Linked DNA regions of Mus musculus: region 1 is linked to region 2. Evidence: chromatin loops called from intact Hi-C (ENCODE). Cell type or tissue: heart. All regions are shown on one strand. Each heading gives the region's core, and the rest is flanking DNA. Links, peaks and the distances in the headings are about the cores only.

The links. Hi-C counts contacts between places; a loop is a spot of excess contacts. Peaks named below come from ENCODE experiments on the same cell type or tissue, not always from the same donor. Only the 100,000 strongest peaks of a DNase experiment are listed, where the experiment ranks them.
Region 1: a loop joins it to region 2, with 2.7 times the contacts of the local background. A loop is called at or near these places in 1 of 42 quality-filtered maps.

The regions. Positions count from the first base shown.
Region 1 is chr16:93,708,398-93,714,164 of GRCm38, forward strand. It overlaps Dop1b (DOP1 leucine zipper like protein B), which reads left to right and starts at 3,510. Exons shown (of 37, transcript NM_027293.1): 1 at 3,510-3,671. It overlaps Gm41501 (a long non-coding RNA gene), which reads left to right. Exons shown (of 3, transcript XR_876265.3): 3 at 311-1,235. In heart, for the core only: a CTCF peak has its summit at 2,609; DNase peaks (open chromatin) are centred at 2,744 and 3,304; H3K4me3 peaks cover 2,116 bases; H3K27ac peaks cover 1,165 bases; H3K27me3 peaks cover 288 bases.
Region 2 is chr16:93,605,094-93,610,860 of GRCm38, forward strand. Cbr1 (carbonyl reductase 1) reads left to right here and starts at 2,744. Exons shown (of 3, transcript NM_007620.2): 1 at 2,744-3,161; 2 at 3,696-3,803; 3 at 4,702-5,256. The coding sequence starts at 2,873. The coding sequence ends at 5,138. In heart, for the core only: no CTCF peak of the experiment used is centred there; a DNase peak (open chromatin) is centred at 2,758; H3K4me3 peaks cover 1,399 bases; H3K27ac peaks cover 716 bases.

The DNA of each region.
Region 1 (5,767 bases), core at 814-4,813, 100 kb after region 2:
TTACCTGATAATCCATCACCCCAGCTATCTCCTTTTATTTCTTTTTCGGCAGGGAGGGGCTGAGCCAGGAGTGTGTGTGTGTGTGTGTGTGTGTGTGTGTGTGTGTGTACTCTTAGCTGTACTGGAACTTATTCTGTAGACCAGGCTGGCTTAGAACTCATAGACATCCTCCTGCCTCTGCCTCTGAGTGCTGTGATTAAAGACGTGTGCCACCACCGCCCGGCCATCTGTCAGTTCTTAATATTGTATATTTATTGCCAATCTTGATTATAAATTGAGATGTTCTTTTTCTTTTTTTTTTTTTTAACAGCTTACAAATTTTGAGTCAGCCAAGCTTTAACCCCTTCATCCCTGGATATAAATACTAGACATGTAGACGGTTTTAAATGCCTGCATGTGCTGGTTACACAAACGTCAATGTACCTGGGAAGAGGAGCCTTATCTGAGAAAAGCCTCCATCAGATTGCCTGTAGGCAAGTCTGTGGGCATTTTCTTGATTAATAATTGATGCACGTGGGCCCAGCTCCCTGGAGGTGGCACCACCCGGGCAGGTGATCCTGGAAAATATAAGACAGCTAGCTGAGCAAGCCAGTAAGCAGCATTCCTCCATGGCCTCTACTTCAGTTTCTGTCTCCAAATTCCTCCCTCAAGTTCCTGCCTGGCCTGAATTCACGGTACACTGTGCTAGGGACATGTAAGCAAAATAAACTGCTTTCTTCCAAAATTGCTTTTTGTCACCATGTTTTCTTATAGCAACGGAAACCCAGCTAGGGCACTGTGCCGTGACAGATTTGTATATGTTAGGTTTGGCCCAAGTGGGTGGGCTTTCTCATTACTGCTATAACACAATTCAATTCCCTCTGTTCAGTGGGCTGTGAGCTGGTTAAACCTTGAAGACTGTCAAGGGAAAAAAAAAAAAACCTAGCTGAGTGCTGTGGCGCATACCTTTGATCCCAGCACTCAGGAGGCAGATGTTTGTGAGTTCAAGGTCAGCCTGCTCTACTGAGCTACTTCCCTGTCAGCCAGAACTACAGAGAAACCTTGTCTCAAAAAGCCAAAACAAAACAAACAACAAAACATGCCAATTGTTGTTTGGCCATTTTGTCTAAGCTCTGAGATGAGAGTTTATCAAACCTTCACTGGGAAGTTAACTTTACTGAAATTAATGTTTTCCTGTTAAGTTGGCTCAATTCTTTGCTTCCCCACCCTTTCCATTTCAAGACCAGACATAAAAACCATTCCTGAGAAGACTAGAGTACTTGTATCTAGCAGATGGATGGAATAAAAGTTAGGGAACCAGACTTCAGCCATTTACATAACCCTTCCTGTTAGGGTTGTCATCTGGGTTTTGTTTTGTTTTTTACATTTAGTGTGTGTGTGTATGTGTGTGTGTGAGAAGACAGCTTTTAGAAGCTGGTTTTCTTATCCAAGAATCAAACTCTGAGCAGCAAGTGCCTTTACCCGATTAGCCTACTTGCCTTCCTGGATATATCTATTTTGGAATCTGATATAATCTATTTTTCCCAGAAAAAATATTCACTGAGCTTTATAAGCAATTACTAAATAGATTTGGATGGTGTCTTAGTTACTATTGCTGTGATGAAACACCACAACCAAAAGCAGCTTGGGGAGGAAGGGTTTGGCTTACTCTTCCATATCATGGTTCACCTTTGAAGGAGTCAGGGCAGGAACTCAAGCAGGGCAGGAACCTGGAGCCAGAAGCTGATGCAGAGGCCATGGAAGGTGCTGCTTACTGGCTTGCTCAGCTTGCTTTTTTTTTTTTTAAGATTTATTTATTATATGTAAGTACACTGTAGCTGTCTTCAGACACCCCAGAAGAAGGCATCAGATCTCATTACGGATGGTTGTGAGCCACCATGTGGTTGCTGGGATTTGAATTCCGGACCGTTGGAAGAGCAATCAGTGCTCTTAACTGATGAGCCATCTCTCCAGCCCTCAGCTTGCTTTTTTATAGAACACAGAACCAAACACAGAAGTGGATGCTCACAGTCAACTATTGGATGGATCACAGGACCCCCAATGGAGGAGCTAGAGAAAGTATCCAAGGAGCTAAAGAGATCTGCAACCCTGTAGGTGCAACATTATGAACTAACCAGTACCCCATAGTTCTTGACTCTAGCTGCATATGTATCAAAAGATGGCCTAGTCGGCCATCACTGGAAAGAGAGGCCCACTGGACAGGCAAACTTTATATGCCCCAGTAGAGGGGAACGCCAGGGCCAAAAAATGGGAATGGGTGGGTAGGGGAGGGTGTGGGAGGGTGTGGGAGACTTTTGGGATAGCATTGGAAATGTAATTGAGGAAAATATGTAATAAAAAAAATAAGAAAAAAAAAAAAAAAGAACACAGAACCACCAGCCCAGGTATGTCTTTACCCACAATGGGCTGGGCCCTCTCCATCAATCACTAATTGAGAAAATAAGGTTTTGTCTGCTTATAGCCAGATCTTATGAAAGTATTTTCTCCATCGAGGTTCTCTCCTTTCAGCTGACTCTAGATTGTGTCAAATTGGCATAAAACTAGCCAGCACTAGATAGCTCTTTCTAAAATTTTCATGGAATAGGCTATCACTGAAATAACCTTAGTCGGTAGAAGGCGCTGTTTCATCTGGCAGCGCTGCTGCTGGCGTCATCAAGACACGGTCAATGTCAGAGTGAATCCTGCCAGCTCCCAGACCCCATCACTCTTCGAGGATGCATGGACACCTTAACCCGGAACCCCCAAGCCTTCTGTTCCTGTTACCTGGGATTCTTCCTGCCTCCACCCCACGATGAAGATTGTGGGTGTGGTCCTGACGCAAAGCCCAAGGGTGCACGACACTGGGAAGGCCCTGCTCCCAGAGTCCGGAAAGCCCAGGGTTTTTTTTTTTTGTTGTTGTTGTTTTTTTTTTTTTCTCTTTTTTTTTTTTTATTAGGTATTTTCCTCATTTACATTTTCAATGCTATCCCAAAGGTTCCCCATACTCAGCCCCCTTCCCCATACCCACCCCCCAAGCCCAGGGTTTTACCTGCCTGTTTATGTGAGACCTTACCCGACTACATCGCAAGGCCACGCCCACCACTGGCCCCCCAAGTTTAGACCAGCCTCCAGCCCCAAAAACCCCGCCCTCAGAGACCCCACCCACCATCGGTCCACTGGCAGCTCCACGCGTCCAGAGCCCCGCCTTGAGCACCGAGGCCCCACCCACTCTGCCAGACCCCTCCCCCAACCCCTCCGCCTCCAAGTCTCCTCTTTCGCTCTCCGCCCTATGTGACTGACCAGGGCGCGGCCCCACGCCGCAGAGGCCAAACCAACCCCGCCACCAAGGCCCCGCCCACACGCCTAGAGTCCCGCCCACGAGGAGAGAGGCGCCGCCATACCGTTAAGGCTCCGCCCCCGTTCACGCGCAACGTCATGACCCCGCCTACAATGGCCCCTCCCAGTCACCGCTAAGGACCCCGCCCCACGCCGAGGGCCTGCCTCCAGGTCCCGCCCCCCGAGGTCCCGCCTTCCGGCCCCGCCCCCAGCCGCCCAGTTCCCGGGAGTGGCGGCAGCTGGGCGGAGGCGCAGCGATACCTCCGCCTTCGAGGTCTCTGCCGAAGCGCAGAGCCGCCTTGTCCCGCAGCCGACGGGCTCCGTCCCACGCCCACCGCCGAGGTCCGCGGCCGCCGGTAAGTGTGGTCCCCGCGGGCCCGGAGCGGCAGAGGCGTAGAGCTCGGGCGGTGGCGCGTCTGCTGCAGTGCGGGTACGGCCGCGCGTGGGTGTGGGCTTCAGACCCGGCCTTCTGCGCCTGGCAGGGTCCGTGCGAGCGGGCCTCGGGCCGCAGGTGGAGGTCGAATGGCCACCGCTGTCAGCCTAGCCGGCCCAGGGCCGTTCTGGAAGCTCAGCCTTTGTTGGGCAGGGCTTCCAGGTTCCCTAATGGTGTCCCAGCAGCCGGCGTGCACCAGCCAGCCTGCCCCTGCGCCGGCGGATAAGCCGCGGAGGAGGTGCTCACCCGGTGACAGCAGTCCCCATCTCGGGAAGCCTGTGTAGGGTTGTTGAGGACACCCCACCTTTAAAAGCTATTCCTGTGAAGTGTCAGGTGTCTTGCTTTTTTTCCCCCCTCTAGTGCTATTTGATCTCAGTGTAAAAGACCGAATTCAAAACTGGGCCAGTTGGTAAAGAGGGTTGATGCGCTGTAGAAGCAGGGACATTATCAGCAAGTAAATAGGAAGGCTGCTGATTGTCGGCTTTTACTGTGTTCATCATACTCCTTCCTTGTAAGCATGTTTACAACCGACTTCCGGATCCAGCAGATGGCTTTTGCGTCTTCACCTGAGCTTAGAAATTAGGAATGGGTAAGGCGAGAGCACTCCTACGAATGCTTTCTGTTTCAAGGTAAAGGTATCGGGTGCACGTGTGCATAGGGCTTTGCGTATTATCTTTTGTAGCCTCCATAGCGCTATCAGCCCACTGAACTGCGGTTGTATCTCACAAAAATAGGTGTTGGAGATGGCTTGTGAGAGGGGCTGTTTAGAGGTTGACCTAGCCATTGTATAACAGAACTGAGCCCGAATCCTATGCCTACCACTAATCCCTAATATCCCCATCTTTCGGCAGTAATGTCCCTTGTGGGACTCCAGTGTGTTTCGTAAGTGAAATCAGTGTAGAGCTGACACAGAAACTGTGTAGTGTTGTAATTCCCCATGCCCGTATTTTGAAGGGGTTCGCTTGAATAACCTCTGAGCTTCTTACCTGTGCAGTTGTGCCAGCATTGGGCCCTCACAGAGAAAGAACTGCACCTGCTGCCTGTTCATACCTGGCTGACAGCCTCCTTGCCAAGGGCAGCCAGGCGCTCTCTGTCATCCTGGACACTCACCGTCTCAGTGATGCAGCTCTTCCTGGCATCATGAGAGTCCACACCTGTGGGCTCCGAGGACTCCTTTGCTGATAGCTTGCCTTCCTCTTTCCTCTCTTGTCCAAACCAGACTCGGATAGCTCTGTGTGTGTGTGTGTGTGTGTGTGTGTGTGTGTGTGTGTGTGAGAGAGAGAGAGAGAGAGAGAGAGAGAGAGAGAGAAGAGAGTGTGTGAGTGTGTATGTGTGTGTGAGAGTGTGTATGTGTGTGTAAGAGAGTGTATGTGAGTATGTGTATGAGAGAGAGTGTGTGAGTGTGTGTGTGTGTGTGAGAGAGAGAGAGTGTATGTGAGTATGTGTATGAGAGTGTGTGAGTGTGTGTGTGAGAGAGAGAGGAGAGAGAGTGTGTGAGTGTGTATGTGTGTGTGAGAGTGTGTATGTGTGTGTAAGAGAAAGAGTGTATGTGAGTATGTGTATGAGAGTGTGTGAGTGTGTGTGTGTGTGAGAGAGAGAGTGTGTATGTGAGTATGTGTATGAGAGTGTGTGAGTGTGTGAGAGAGAGAGAGAGAGAGAGGAGAGAGTGTGTGAGTGTGTATGTGTGTGTGAGAGTGTGTATGTGTGTGTAAGAGAAAGAGTGTATGTGAGTATGTGTATGAGAGTGTGTGAGAATGTGTGTGTGTGTGTGTGTGAGAGAGAGAGAGAGAGAGAGAGTGAGTTGCAGCCAATCTTTGGGCTTCCTTTCTCAGGAAAGACATCCTTTTTATTTTGAGGCAAAGTCTCTCCTTGAGCCGGGAGCCCAGGTTAGGCCAGGCTGGTGGACAGAGCCCTGTGCTAGGATTACAAATGTGTACCCAGCACATCTGGCCTTTCTATCTGGGTTGTGGGGATGGTTCAGGTGCTCAGCACTTACCTGACTGAGCCACCTCCCCAGCC
Region 2 (5,767 bases), core at 655-4,654:
TCTACCTAGTTCCTGCTGGCAGGGAGCATCATTTTCTAGGGGTTTGATCTGGCATGACTCTAAAAGAAGTACTGTTTTGGCTTTGATTTGTATGAATAACTGAGTAATGTCAGTGAAACGATCCAAGAGAAACTTCTGTTAAAAAAACAAACAAACAAAAAAGTTAGGGCTCGGTATGATGGCACATGCCTTTAACCCCAGCACTCTGGAGGCAGAGGCAGGTGGATCTATGCTAGCCTGCTCTACCTAGCAAATCCCAAGACAGTGAGGGCTCCACAGAGAAACCCTGTCTCCAGAGAAGATGAAGGGGGGAAAAAGGTTAAAAGGCCAAAAGGTCAGGATAAGGAGGATACAGAGGAAAGTCAGGAGAATGGGGAGGAGCCAGGATGCAAGAAGGACACTGGATTTTCAGTATCTGGTCCCTAAGCCTCTGGGCCTCATACAAGCCACCTTTGATTGGTTGCTGTAAAGACAGCATTGTCCCTTGAGGAGAGTGTACATCACTCCGTGGGATGCACTGAGGAGGTCAGTCCCCACCATGGTGGCAAAGAGCCAAGTTCATCTTGAATGGCTTTGATCTGTCTTGAAACATCTTTAACAGATTGAGGCAGTTTCTAATGCAAGGCGCAAATAATAAATCAAGAGTGATCAGGAGGACCCTAGCTTGTCTCCCAAAACCTCCCCCACCCCCTAATTGTCATTCATTATGCTCTTCTGCAACTTTGTTTATTAAGACAGCAGGATCTGCACTGCCCTCAAGGTTCCTTATACACCACGAACTACCCCTGCGTGGCTTTTGTACTGAAATAATTCAATGAACATCTGTCTCACTCCAGCAACAGAAGAAAGTCCCTGGGGGTATGGAGATTGCAGACCAAATAGTCACTGATATATAAAAGAGCAAACCATAAACAGCTAAATTATCCTGGATGACAGAGCAGGTATCCAGACCATGCAAGGTGTGACCACATCTATGTGACACTGCTGAGCGCCGAGGACACTGGAGGGGTGTTTGCTCAAGCAAGACCAACAAGATCCTTTTATGCCTTGACTGTGATGGACACAAAACCTAAAATGCCAAGGAAATCATACAGAATGAATAAATTTACCTGAGGTCACAAAAGAGGAGTCTGAACAGAACTGGAAGCTTGTCTTGCTGTGGATACGTGGTGTTTTACTATACTTTCGGCAGCTCACAACCTCGTGTGACTCCAGTCTGTGGGATCTGATGCCCGGTGCCCTCTTCTGCCCTCTGGGCATGGCACATGGTACGCAGACATGGGTTCAATCAGAACACGCATACACCGTTCTTGCTTCCTGTGGTTACATGGGTTCCAAGGATTGAACTCAGGCTGCTGGGTGACCAAGGTCCTTGCCCTCACTTGCTGAGCCATCCCACCCTGGGCAGCATTTTTTTTTTTGGATTATTCAGGTTTCTTAAGCAATTGACTAGGAGCTTACTTTGAACGGCAATTTACAAGCAATGTATATGAGGCAGTAGAATATTTTGAAATGGAAATCTTATACCTGTCTCCTTTATTTTACTGTATTCCTAATACAATGACCTTCATACACACAGAGAGGTCTTCCTGTGGGGTCAGTATAACTAAAATGTCTTATTTTAATCTAAATGGCCACTTGTTTCTAATAGCAACCTACTGAATGGAGAGGAAACGAAACTTGACCTGGAGATCCCTATAGCCAGGGTGTTAGGAACCAGTGACGAAATCTGTTTCCCACGACTGAACCAAATGTCATTTTGCGAGCATATGGCATCATGTCATCTTAAAAAGGGACTAAAAGGGTGCATTGTGGTGCACAGAAGAGCAGCATCCCCTGAAGGCCCTGTACACATCTGTACACTCAATACAAACATCCAGGTAAGACAAAGCAATTAGAAGTATCTAAAGGGATACCACAGGCTAGTAAGGAATGTTTCCTGCCCAAAGATTACCCCAATAGCTTTGCTTTGGTGTCCTAAGAGGTGAATTCAACACAAATTGCGATTCCTCATCATAATCTCCCAGTTTGTCCTACAATTCAAGTTCCTACAACTTAAGTGGCAGCTTTATGTTATTTTTTTTAAACACCAGAAAGAAAACGTACAGAGGTCCAATTTGCAAGTTGGGGAAAACAGTGAAAAATTCATACAAGTAATGAGGAAGACCTAGACCCGTGGGCAAGCTGAATGCATGATTTCCAGGTGCAAAGCTGTGTTTCTCTCTCTCTCTCTCTCTCTCTCTCTCTCTCTCTCTCTCTCTCTCTCTCTCTCTCTCTCTCTCTCTCCCTCCCTCCCTCCCTCCCTCCCTCCCTCCCTCCCTCCCTCCCTCCCTCCCTCCCTCCCTCCCTCCCTCTCTCTCTCTCTCTCTCTCTCTCTCTCTCTCTCTCGCCTTCTCCTGCAGTCTTGCCTGGCAGCTGGCTTCAACACGCCTTCAGGAAAAAGCCTGAGATGTCAGTCATTTGACCTGGCCGGTTTTTTTCCTGGCTGGTATGTAACCCCCAACTGCATAATGCATAATCTGAGATAACAGACAACCTGACACCTTTCGTTGCATGGTAAACTTTTATTTAAAAAAAAAACAAAAAACAAAAAAAAAAAAACGGAGTTCAGGTAAGGTGAGCCATTTCCTAAATACACAGCAATTTGACAAGAGGCAACTTTAAAATCCACACTAAACAACAAACACACCCCCCACCAGCCACGCCCCCCGTAGGGAGGGGGCTTAAACTGCGCATGCGTGCTAGGTGCGACATTGTCGACGCCAATTTCAGTCCGCCAGTGAACCGGTCTTGAACCACTCTCCAGCAGCCTCGAGAGGCAGAGTTTGCGCCAAGTTCCTTGGTCTCCGACGGCCTCCCTTCTCACGCAGCCATGTCTTCCAGCAGACCCGTGGCGCTGGTGACCGGTGCTAACAAAGGAATCGGATTCGCGATCACTCGTGACCTGTGTCGGAAATTCTCCGGGGACGTGGTGCTCGCGGCGCGGGACGAGGAGCGGGGCCAAACGGCAGTGCAAAAGCTGCAGGCGGAGGGCCTGAGCCCACGCTTCCACCAGCTGGACATCGACAACCCGCAGAGCATTCGCGCACTGCGCGACTTTCTGCTCAAGGAATACGGAGGCCTGGACGTGCTGGTCAACAACGCAGGCATCGCCTTCAAGGGTAAGCCATTGGGTGTGGAGATGGAAGGTGGCTTCCCCAGAGCCTGGTGGCAAGGTGGGCTGTGCCTCTCTGGGATCATTACTAGGACCAGGAGCACTATGCTGTAGGACTCTGAAACAGATCCCCTGGGAGAAACAGGACAGGGTAGTAGGGGCTGCAGGAAAGCAGAGCCTCAATGTTCGCCATCATTTCTAGGTTTCCCTCACCCAGTTGTTGAGTAATTGAATTGGACTTGGCGATACTTAAGTGGAACTATATCTGATACTGAAATAAGCAAGAGATTGAGGAGAGAGAAAGAGACAGAGGGAAACGGTGTTTCCTTAAGATCCTGATATATACAAACTTCACCTAGCCACCCCCAGTGGTGGTGGTGTCTTTCAAGCACAATAGAAAATTGTCAGATGGACAGTGATGCAGAGCTGTATGTAAACAAGACTGTACTTGCAAGTGGATCTCTAAAGCTCTAGCTTACTTAGGTCTTTACATTTCCACTCCGCTAACTCGGTTCTCTTCTCCCCCCCCCCCCCCCGAAAGTCAATGACGACACCCCCTTCCACATTCAAGCAGAGGTGACAATGAAAACGAACTTTTTTGGTACCCGAGATGTCTGCAAGGAGCTGCTCCCTCTAATAAAACCCCAAGGTGAGTCTGCCAGGTGACTTCCGGGCTCAGCTCCTCTCCCTACTGCACAGCCTCTCTGCCACTGTGAGGCACTGCTCAGACCTTTGATCTCAATTCTTTTGTGGCCATTGACTTTCTCTTTGCATACGCAGCTCTTCTTAATCTTCAGATAAGATTCCAGCATCCACTTCTTCCACCTCCTCACCCATTAGGGGCTTTAGGACTCCAATTATGTCTGAAATATTTTGCATACATACTGACATCCCACTGGCCACAATGGCCTGTCCCCACAAGTGCTAAGATTGTACCCAACTACATCCCTCAGCCCAGCTCCACAGCAGCTCTCAGCTGTCAAGATGAACCCTACAAACCCTCTGAGGAAACCACCTTTCTGGAGCAGGACTTCTTTGCCTCTCTACAGCACTCAGCCCCTCCTAAAATCCTTCAGGAAGAAAATCAGGCCTTTAGCAGGGCTCACAAGACTCTATAATCTCACCCTTCCTTATTCCGAGCTCATGTTAGTGCTCCATCAACATGAGAAACCTTTCTGGAAAAACAAACTATCACATTACATTTCTCATGAACTGCTCTCATACCACAAGTCTTTGAATAGCACGTGAATGACCAGTCATTAAACACACCAGTAATGATGAGGGAGCCACTTTGAAAATGTGAGTCTCTGGTATAGAGTTGACTAAGTATGGCTCTCTCAGAACTCCTGTCCTCTCTCCTGTCTTCCCCTCTGGACCAGATCTCACGGTCATCTGGCTTCTCTGCTCACACAAACCTCAAAAGCAAAAAACCAGATTCTCTGCTACTTAACTCCTGTTCTGTGCATCCCTGTCTCACATGAAATCTTTCTGATACAATTCTCACCAGATGTAAAGTGCTGTTCTTGTACATGGTGATGTGTTTTTAGGCAGAGTGGTGAATGTGTCCAGCATGGTGAGTCTCAGGGCCCTGAAAAACTGCAGGCTGGAGCTGCAGCAGAAGTTTCGAAGCGAGACCATCACAGAGGAGGAGCTGGTGGGGCTCATGAACAAGTTTGTGGAAGATACAAAGAAAGGAGTCCATGCGGAAGAAGGTTGGCCTAATAGTGCATATGGGGTCACCAAGATTGGGGTGACAGTCCTGTCCAGAATCCTTGCCAGGAAACTTAATGAGCAGAGGAGAGGGGACAAGATCCTTCTGAATGCCTGCTGCCCTGGGTGGGTCAGAACCGACATGGCAGGACCAAAAGCCACCAAAAGCCCAGAAGAAGGAGCAGAGACCCCTGTGTACTTGGCCCTTTTGCCTCCAGATGCAGAGGGGCCTCATGGGCAGTTTGTTCAAGATAAAAAAGTTGAACCATGGTGAACCCAACTCTCACCTCCCACCCCCTTGTATCCAGACTTTATGAAGGCCAAGGACATTTATAATGTAGTAACACTTCTGAAAAATAAACATAGAATTCTTTGAATGCACAGAGGTTTACAAATGTTTTTAAGTTGTCCTTTATTTTGTTCATATGATTGTCTTTGGTGTATATCAGGAAGGGTGCTACACCCATACAGTGCTCTTGAGTGCCAGGAGAGTCAGTGGATGCCAGGAACTGGGCATAAAGATGTTGTAAGCCTGTTCATGTGTGCTGGAAAAGGAGCTCTGGCCTCTACAAGAGCAGCAAGGGAACTTCCCTGCTGAGCCATGTCTTCAGTCCTCATTTCTACAGATGCCTTTCAGGCAAAACTGCCTTCATCCCAGGCGTTTAATTAAAACAGAACTCAGGCCAAGGGATGGCACGGTGTGACTGCAGACAGTGAACATCAGGAGCCAAAGCAGATTGGGGAAGCTTGTGCACCCTACAGTGTGTGCTATCAGCTCAGGGGTGTCCTTAACAGACACTATGTGTGGAAAGCCTGAGTCATGGCAATGCTGACACAAAACAAGGTGCTCAAAAGGAAAAGAGATCAATTCCCCTGGGGGCATTTTGAGTGACCATGAGGTTA